Regions from separate parts of the Homo sapiens genome. Here region 2 is linked to region 1. Evidence: read pairs that join two places in POLR2A ChIA-PET (ENCODE). Cell type or tissue: PC-9. All regions are shown on one strand.

The links. ChIA-PET counts read pairs that join two places held together with the same protein. Peaks named below come from ENCODE experiments on the same cell type or tissue, not always from the same donor. Only the 100,000 strongest peaks of a DNase experiment are listed, where the experiment ranks them.
Region 2: POLR2A ChIA-PET joins it to region 1 with 9 read pairs; 2 of 35 experiments call an interaction of 5 or more read pairs at or near these places.

What each region holds. Positions count from the first base shown.
Region 1 is chr10:101,680,047-101,685,046 of GRCh38, reverse strand. All of the region lies in intron 1 of FBXW4 (F-box and WD repeat domain containing 4), which reads left to right. Among named protein-coding and RNA genes, the nearest start is that of FBXW4, 13 kb to the left of the region's middle. In PC-9, no CTCF peak of the experiment used is centred here; no DNase peak of the experiment used is centred here; H3K27ac peaks cover 443 bases.
Region 2 is chr10:101,850,005-101,855,004 of GRCh38, reverse strand. The region is part of intron 24 of ARMH3 (armadillo like helical domain containing 3); the gene reads left to right. It overlaps LOC101927445 (a long non-coding RNA gene), which reads right to left and starts at 3,059. Exons shown (of 3, transcript XR_946261.3): 1 at 2,730-3,059. In PC-9, no CTCF peak of the experiment used is centred here; no DNase peak of the experiment used is centred here.

The DNA.
Region 1 (5,000 bases):
GGAGTCCAGTTGCATAGTGTGAAGCATGAAAAGTGAGTTGAATGGGTAAAGTGGGTTGACAGCTGGGGGTCTTTCAAGGGAGCTGTGGGTCAGTTCAGTCAGCTCCATGCCCTCTTTGTGCATGGTCTTGTCCTCATGCTGGCATGTTTCCTACAGTTTCCCTTCACTCTGAATTTTGGGGCTATTCTCTGTTCCTTGGCCAAAAGGATAAGCAATTTAACATGATATAAAGATTTTTTATTAATTTTGTTTGAACCTTAATTATAAACCTCTGCTACTGAAGCTATTGGAAGATTCAGGCTAATGCAAGTATAAATGAAAAGTTAGAAGGTTCTTATCTTTGGCTGCTTAAATACTTTACACTAAAGCCAAGTTCTTAGCATTGATAGAAGAACTGGTGAGAACAGGCAATCTGGGGAAAAATCTGGAGAGAAAGAAGATAAGAGAAATCAAGAGATAGTGTTAATATAAAATTCCAAGCCCCAAGGCCTGGTGCTGTGGCTCACACCAGCACTTTGGGAGGCCGAGGCAGGTGGATCATTTGAGGTCAGAAGTTCAAGACCAGCCTGGCCAACATGGTGAAACCCCATCTCTATTAAACATACAAAAATTAGCTGGGTAGGCCAGGCGCAGTGGCTCACGCCTGTAATCCCAGCACTTTGGGAGGCTAAGGCGGGTGGATCACAAGGTCAGGAGATCGAGACTATCCTGGCTAACATGGTGAAACTCTGTCTCTACTAAAATTACAAAAATAAAGTAGCCGGGCATGGTGGCGGGCGCCTGTAGTCCCAGCTCCTTGGGAGGCTGAGGCAGGAGAATGGCGTGAACCTGGGAGGCGGAGGTTGCAGTGAGCCGAGATTGTGCCATTGCACTCCAGCCTGGGCAACAGAGCAAGACTCCATCTAAAATAAAAAATTAGCTGGGTAGGAGTGGCATGTGCCTGTAATCCCAGCTACTTGGGAGGCTGAGGCAGGAGAATCACTTGAGTCTGGGAGGTGGAGGTTGCGTTGAGCCCAGATTGTGCTACTGCACTCCAGCCTGGGTGACACAGTGAGACCCTGTCTCAAAAAAATTAATTAATTAAAATAAAATAAAATTCCAAGCCCCAAGCATTTTGTGTAACCCTGTTTTCCCCTCCTTGGCCTGGTGCCCCTTGACATGGCCTTGTTGTACACTTGGAGACACTTTCCTTTCCTGAGTTTCCTTCCAAATCAGCAGGATGTTATGCTTATGGAAATCATGCCATCCGTGCAGTTGGTCAGCATTGGTGGCTTCCAGGGGAATCAAGCTGTGAGATGGGACAGAGAGGGAAATTGATCTGTGTTCCAGGAGTTTTCTGATCTCAGAGATTATGTTGTTTAAGACCTCTTCGATATACCTACACTTCCCCTTCCTTCCCCCCAGCCAGTTTTCTTCAGACTAGGTTTATTTATTTGCTTTTGGTTTTGGGGTGTGAGCAAGGAGAGGGGAAATGAAAGGTCATTCTAGATAACTGCCTAGATTAATTTCTGTCCCTCTGGACTCACTTGCCAAGATTTGAAGGGGCCAGATAGCTTACTGTGGGTGCATGTTGTGTTGTTTTTGTTTAAAATAGGTCATATGCCCAGGAATGCAAACTCTAATGGTTACTAAGTGCCGGAAAGCTGAGAGAGAAGGGGCCTAGTGGAAAAATGAGCCTGAGGCAAGAGAAGGAGGGCTGGGAAAATGGCAGTTCAGCCAGGCCCACGGGGCCAGGTCCTCTGTGCATTAACATCCACGGAGAGATTTATTTACAGGGCACTAATCATTTTTTTGAGAGGAGCACCCTCACTTTACATTAGTAACCATATGGAGAAATGGCTGGCCAGAGGCCTCTTCAAGGATGGGAGCAAGGGTCCCTGGTGAATTCCAAGGGGTACCTGCTCCTGTCTTCTCAGGTACTTTTCTTCTGCTGCCTTGTTCTCCTGACCCCCTTTGACTGGCAGTGACACGTTCCCACAGGGATGGAGGGATACCTGTTTTCAGAGAAAGGAGATATATTAAAAATTTCTTTGGATTTTTCAGGTGCTGAAGCCAATAAAAATATAGATATGATTTGGCCAACAGCTAGGGAAACTGTAACCATCCAAGATGGTTAGACAAAAGATATGAAAAAGCTGAGTTGTTAAATTGTTTTTAACAAAGTAGAGCTTTTTCAAGTCAAAGCCAAATTGAACTTTTTTTTTTTTTCAAAGTCTAAATTTGAAGGACTACAGCCAAGTGTTTTGATTATGATATTCTTCTTGGGAGAGGATGCCTGCACCTGCTGTTTGGTAGCAGCTTCTAAAGTTCAACTTTGAAAGTTTCTTGGTGCTATGATCAAACCCTCAGGGGAGTATTTTGACCCCTAGTAAAGTGTCACATGGCAGTTAAGTGACCAGGGAGGTGAGAGAAGTGCTGTCTTTATTCCAATTCAGGAAATATATCCATTCTTTTACTTTCGTTTTCTTCCTGCTATGATCCAGAGTACTCCCTTTTTAGTTTCATCACCACTCATTAATTTTAGACCTAATTCAAGAGAAGAGATATAACTGTAAACAGTTTCTTCCTTTATATCTGGGAGGGATTTGCAGATACGAGGAGCAGACAGGGAAGTCTATTTTTTTTTTCATTTAGATTTCAGTTCCTTTGGCCCATCCTGTTAAGTATCTTTTACTGTCCTCAGCAGTAGTCTGGTAGTGTAGGTGGCTCTATAGTGATTTAAAACCAGGGACTACATTCACCCAACAGAATAATTCAGTAAAAGATTTTAGCCTTAACATGTGTATAGCCAAGTCCTAATTGTTCAGCCTGAAAAATAACAAATGTTTGATATTGGAGGAACAATTTCTAATAGTTATAACTAAACTAATTAGAAGAAAAACGAATGATTATTAGAGTCACATTAGTGACAACACCATTAATGGATATTATCTACTACCTATACTTATGTAAAGATAATTAACTTTTTTTGTAGTGATTTATAACATGTATTGTACTTCGTTTTAGGTGTCATTTTAAAAAACAATTGTGTGAAATATTATCCTTATTTTATAGGTGAAGAAATGGATAATTGGAGAAGTTAGTTACCTGGGTTGTATAATTAGTAAGCGGTAGAATTGGGATATAGATCCCAGTTTCCTAAGTCTGCCTTCTGTGCTTTTTCAGTTTTATTTAATCTGCTCTTTAGTTAAAGGTAAATAGGAAGACATAACTGTCAACAATTATGTGATATATTTTCAACAATTGATCACTTAATAAAGCACCATCTATTAACATCTTTAGACCTGTTATTATTATTATTATTATTATTATTATTATTATTATTATTTTGAGACGGAGTCTCGCTCTGTCGCCCAGGCTGGAGTGCAGTGGCGCGATCTCAGCTCACTGCAAGCGCTGCCTCCCGGGTTCATGCCATTCTCCTACCTCAGCCTTCCGAGTAGCTGGGACTACAGGCGCCCGCCACCACGCCTGGCTAATTTTTTGTATTTTTAGTAGAGACGGGGTTTCACTGCGTTAGCCAGGATGGTCTCTGTCTCCTGACCTCGTGATCCGCCTGCCTCGGCCTCCCAAAGTGCTGGGATTACAGGCGTGAGCCACCGCGCCCAGCCTAGACCTGTTAGTATTATTATTATTATTATTATTATTTTTTTTTTTTGAGACGGAGTTTCGCTCTTGTCGCCCAGGCTGGAGTGCAATGGTGTAATCTCGGCTCACTGCAACCTCCACCTGTCAGGTTCAAGCAATTCTCTTGCCTTAGCCTCCCGAGTAGCTGGGATTGCAGACGCCCACTACAACGCCTGGCTAATTTTTGTATTTTTAGTAGAGACAGGGTTTCACCATGTTGGCCAGGCTGGTCTCAAACTCCTGACCTCAGGTGGTCCACCCTCCTTGGCCTCCCAAAGTGCTGGGATCACAGTTGTGAGCCACCAAGCCCAGCCTAGACCTGTTATTTATGGAGACATAATTTTATGTAGTGTCTCCCCACCTCTACCTTTATAAATTTAACTTAGTTTTAAAAATACCATTACTTGCTATAGTTGTTGCCAAAATGTTTTGCAATCCTCACATTTGTCATTTCTAGTGGCAGTATATTCCATTGCATTAGTATACTATTCTCCTCCACAGACAGACCTTCGGGCTATTTCCAGATTTTAGCTCTAATATATAGCTGCAGCTATAAATATCTTTGTAAAAATTTTTTCTTTTGAATTATTTCTTCATGATACAGTGCTCAAAGTAGAAATGCTAGATCATAAGCTGTCATTTAATGACTTTTGTCTTAACAGAATTCCTTTCTGAAAGACTGTACCTGCTGAATGTGCTATAAGCAACATGTAACCAAATCCACACTCTTATATCAAATTAAAGCTAGTGTCAGTTTTTTCTACTTAATAGATGTGAGGTGTACTTTAAAAATTGTTTTAATGTACATGCCTGTAAACTATTCTTGGGGGATGTTTCCTCCAATGTTTTATATTGTGAACACTGTGACTGTCCTTATCCTCTGTTGGACATGGATGATATGGTATTGGAGACAGGGTGTTATCTTGATAGATTTTTATCAGCTCCCTAAAAGTTTTAGAGAGAAAACTTATATCTACAGTGTTAGTTAAAATTTTTCCCCTACTCTGTTGCTTTTAATCTTTTTTCCCTTCCTGTAGCATTTCAAATTTAATAGCATTAAACTCAAATACTTTATAATTGATACATTTCTATTGCTTCAATAGAATAATTTCTATTATCCCCATTTCAATTGGGAAATTATCTCTGCTCTTCATTGAAATATGTATATATTTTGTTTTCTTCTAGTTAAACTTTTAAATTCACCCTCATATTTTTGGAATTTATTATATTGTGGTATGAGATGGCAATCTAAATCAGTTTTTTTCTCTATTGATATTCAACAAGTTTTATCAACAGCATTTATTATTACTATTTTAATCAGTATTTGAATATTACTCAGCCATAAAAAGGAATGAAATAATGACTTTTGTGCA
Region 2 (5,000 bases), 170 kb before region 1:
ATGAGGCCCTAGCCCCTGGCTTATCATTAGAACTATCTTGAGATAGCCAGAACTCCAAATACTCCTTGTCACCAGAAAGACTTTCATTATAAAATTAGTAACCATTATTGACTATTGATTATGTGCCAGGCATTGTACAATCGTTAATCTCATGTTATCCTCACATCAGCCTTATAAGATGTAGATGGTGTTGTCTTCATTTTATAGATACTGAAAACTGAGGCTCAAAGACATTAAGAAACTTGTATAAATTTATTTTGCTAATTAGTGGTTGACTGGGAACTAAAACTTAGGTCTCTGACCTCAATCCTATGTTCTTGATGGCTTTGCTGTCCTCTCAGGCCCCTTACCTCCAGAGGCTTCAGGGGCAGATGTTTAGGCCTTCCCAAACATTGCCCACTTTGTTTTCCCCTCGCCTAAGTTGAGGCAAAGTGTTTTAAGGCAAAGAAGAGGGCATGAGATACTTGAAACTGAGGCCATTTGTGTATTCCTTGTCTTCCACTTGAACCCAGAAGTTGTTCCTTTGTGGTGAAGAATCACTTACGCACATAGAATCTTTGGGACAGTTTGAAATAGGTAGGTACTTCCTGGACTGTGAAAGTAGTTACTTTTGAGTCATAGGAGCTGTCTAGGTAGCTGTGTAGCCATTGGGATGACAGTGTTTCCATCAATTGTATGTTACTTAAAACTTTTATTCAGGAACTTAAAAACTTTTATTCCCATGTCATTTTAGGAAGGTGAGTTCAAGTTCCATTTTATAGAAAAAAGGGCTGAGACTCACAGAGGCTAGGTGAATTGTCTGAAGTCCCATAACAAGAGGCTAGGTGAATTGTCTGAAGTCCCATAACAAGAGTAGGACTCCCAGCTCAGTTAATTTTCTTTCTTTTTTTTTGAGACGGAGTCTCGCTCTGTTGCCCAGGCTGGAGTGCAGTGGTGTGATCTCGGCTCACTGCAACCTCCGCCTCCTGGGTTCAAGTGATTCTCCTGCCTCAGCCTCCCGAGTAGCTGGGATTACAGGCACCTACCACTGCACCCAGCTAATTTTTGTATTTTTAGTAGAGACGGGGCTTCACCATCTTGGCCAGGCTGGTCTCGAACTCTTAACCTCGCGATCCATCCGCCTCGACCTCCCAAAGTGCTGGGATTACAGGCATGAGCCATCGTGCCTGGTCAGCTCAGTTAACTTTCTATCAGGCTCTTGCCAAGACCCAAGTGTCTGTCTCCTAAGGGTCATAGGTGGTGGTGTGAGGATTCCTTGGAGAGCATGTGACCTGTAGGTGACTTACTGGCTTTGAGGCTACCTTGGGCTGAGGTGGTTGGCATGATTCTAGGAAGCCCACAAGCCCAACGGCCGATGAAAGAAGGTAGCCTTGTGCTTGCGGGGGCGTAGACTGTTACCTGACGGATTGGAAAGGGATTTCAACCTGAGAAGGACCTTTAGAGTTGCCAGGAAGCAGATACTGAGGCTGCAAATTGTGGTAAGCCTCAGGCCTTTAGGCAGAGGCTCTGGGAGATGGCCCTCTCCCTAAGTGTGGCCCTCACCATGTCCCAGGCCAGTGCTGAGACTCAAATGAGACATGTTCCTTAAGTCTGAGCTACAGAAAGCAAAGTCCCAGGCCAGGCAAGTACCTGCTAGTGTTCTGAAGTCTTGGATGGGTTGGGGCCCAGGCCTGAGCCTAGAATGTCTTTTTCCTTTGTGAGTAAAAGAAAAGTGACAAGGGCAGGAGACAGCAGAGACTAGATGAACTGACAGGCAACTTTCCTCAGGTATAAGAGGAAGAAAGGAAGTAAGCCCACAAGAAAGGGCCAGGGAAGGCCGGGCGCTGTGACTCACGCCTGTAATCCCAGCACTTTGAGAGACTGAGGCGGGTGGAGCACCTGAGATCAGGAGTTCGAGACCAGCCTAGCCAATATCATGAAACCCCGTCTCTACTAAAAAAAAAAAAAAAAAAAATTAGCCAAGCATGGTGGCAGGCGCCTGTAATCCCAGCTACTCAGGAGGCTGAGGCAGGAGGATCGCTTGAACCTGTGAGGTGGAGGCTGCAGTGAGCTGAGATAGCGCCATTGCACTTCAGCCTGGGTGACAAGAGCAAGACTGTCTCAAAAAAAGAAAAAAAAAAGAAAGGGCCACGGAAGGGGGAGGTGGCAACGGGCAGTGTCTGGACAAGAGGAGAGCTGAGATCATGGGCACTATAAGTCCAGCCAGGCTTCTGGATTTTTTTCTTTTCTTTTTCTTTTCTTTTTTTTTTTTGAGACAAGGTCTTGCTCTGTCATCCAGGCAGTAGTGCAGTGGCGTGATCACAGCTCATGGCATGGCATCCTCTGCCTTCCAGGTTCAAGCAATTCTCCTGCCTCAGCCTCCAAAGTTGCTGGGATTATAGGTGCGCACCACCACTAATGTTTGTATTTTTAGTACAGATGGTGTTTCACCATGTTGGCCAAGCTGGTCTCGAACTCCTGACTTCAGGTGATCTGCCCGCCTCGGCCTCCCAAAGTGCTGGGATTACAGGCGTGAGCCACCATGTCCGGCTGCTTCTGGTTTTCTTCCAAGGAGCTAGTAGCTCAGGGACCTTTTCTGCTCTCACCTCCCTGTAACAAACTAAACTAAACCATGCTGGCAAAAGCCAGCTTTATTGGGATAGGAAGAAATCACTCTTCTAAGTGAGACCTTAGACCTTCTACCATGCCCTGGCAAGAGGAGAGAGTCCAGGTGATCAAAGCAGCCTTACCTGCGGCCTGAGGCTCTCAGGATGTAGTCAGAAGGTTCAGCCATCTCTTCATATGCAGTAACCTCTTTCGCAGAAATTGACTTTAGCATGATGTTTGTCCTTTGGCACTTGACACCGCTCAGGAAAGGCTGAGCCCAAGTTGCTGGGTCTTAAGCATTGCTGAGGCTCCCCAGATTTCAGGGCATAGGAAAACATGTATTACTCTATTCTGCCTGGTTCCTAGGGGCTGATTTCCATCTTGGAGGAATTTTGCCTTTTTCTGGGCTTGAGCCATTCACTTCTGAGCCAAGACCTTGGCTGCAGATATTCCAGCCACGAGTGCAGCCCACGTGCATGAGAGGACCAGATTACTTTGTGGGTGACTGCTGTTGCTGGGTACCAGTCCTCCTGCCTACAGAACTGACAAGTGGAATGAGAAGCAGAGGAACCAGCCTATACTACAGTCTGTGGGACACACCAGGCAAAATGATCTTGTAGAGCTGGGTGTCTGAAGGGGAGAAAGCTGGGCCAGCCCTTTGCCCTAGCTGTTCCTTCCCTCCCAAACCGAACTCGGTAACTCTCCCATTGGGACACAAGCCTTCCCTGTGCCCTCTAGCCCTTCTCTCTCCTCAGGAATTTTTGGCAGCCAGAGTGTTTGCTACCAAGTGAAGTCTGCCTGGCACAAATTTGGACTGGTGCAGGGAACAGTGCAGAGGCACCTTTGGGCCCCTCAAGAGCCTGTCCTCCATCCTGACTCTGGCTTATTTCCTCTTCCCAACCCCCAACCCCCTTCTGTCAGAGCTGTGTGTTCCTTGTCACTCACTAATTCCTCCAAGCTCCCTACTGAGCAGGGAGCTCTCCATGATGCCATAGGCTTTCCTCCAGGTCAGATCAACTTCACTCCGATGATCAGAGTGAATGATCATCCCCTTTCTTGGTCTCCCCTTTCTTCCTAGCTCACTTCTGATTTGATGTGTAGTGCCTCTCCCCTGATTGTCCTTGCCTTTGATTCATGATCTTACAAGCTGAAGTCACATCTGGCCTGGCTATGAACAGTCCCTTCTTTCTGTAACCACAGATAGTCAAGTTTCCTGGAGTCAGTGGAAGTCTGAATCCTCCCCGCATAGAAAATCAGAGAGATGTTGTGGGAGAAAAACCCCACAGAATAAAGGCTCTAGCTTAGTCTTGAAAGCGTACCCTATACCCAAAGGCTGGGATGCCCTAAAGTTCAATCCAGGCACTGGATAAGAAGACTGAGTTGGCACTGAGCAATGAAAACAAGTAGCAGATGGTGCTGAGGAACATCCCAAGACTGAAGAAATGTGGTTCCCAGAACGGGAGAAGGAAGGAGACATTGGCAAAGTCTTACTCAGCAACTGTGACAGCCTGGCCAGGGAAAGCTTCAGGATAAGGCTGAGAGCACATTTGTGGTGTCAGGGATATTGGTGAGCTGAGATGCTCACTGTTCTGTAACCTCTTCTCATGCTCTTTTGCCGTACTCAGAGTAAACAGACTTGGTGGCCAGGCTGGGCTGGTCAGGAAAGGCAGGGAATAGAAGAGATGAGAAAGTCGCGGTGGGTGCAGTGGCTCACGCCTGTAATCCCAGCACTTTTGGAGGTCAAGTCTGGTGGATCAACTGAGTTCAGGAGTTAGAGACCAGCTTGGCCAACATGGAGAAATCACATCTCTACTAAAAATACAAAAATTAGCCGGGCATGATGGCACACACCTGTAATCCCAGCTACTCAGGAGGTTGAGGCATGAGAATTGCTTGAACCCAGGAGGCAGAGGTTGCAGTGAGCTGAGATTGCACCACTGCACTCCAGCCTGGGCGACAGAGTGAGACTCTGTCTCAAAAAGGAAAAAAAAAAAAAGAGAGAGAGAGAGATTAGAAAGTTGGCCAGGCTCAATGGCTCACACCCGTACTCCCAGCACTTTGGGAGGCCAAGGCAGGTGGATCACCTGAGGTCAGGAGTTCGAGACCAGCCTGGCCAACATGGCGAAACACCATCTCTACTAAAACATATAAAAAACAGCCAGGTGTGGTGATGTGCCCCTGTCGTCCCAGCTACTCGGGAGGCTGAGGCAGGAGAATCGCTTGAACCTGGGAGGCAGAGGTTGCAGTGAACTGAGATCACGTCACTGTACTCCAGCCTGAGCGACAGAGCAAGACTCAGTCTCAAAAAAAAAAAAAAAAAAAAAAAAAGAGAGAGAGAGAAAGTGGTCCCAGAAACCTGAGGCATCGCTCCCTGTAGCCAGGCTGTTTTCTGGAAGATAAGTAATAAGCAAGGT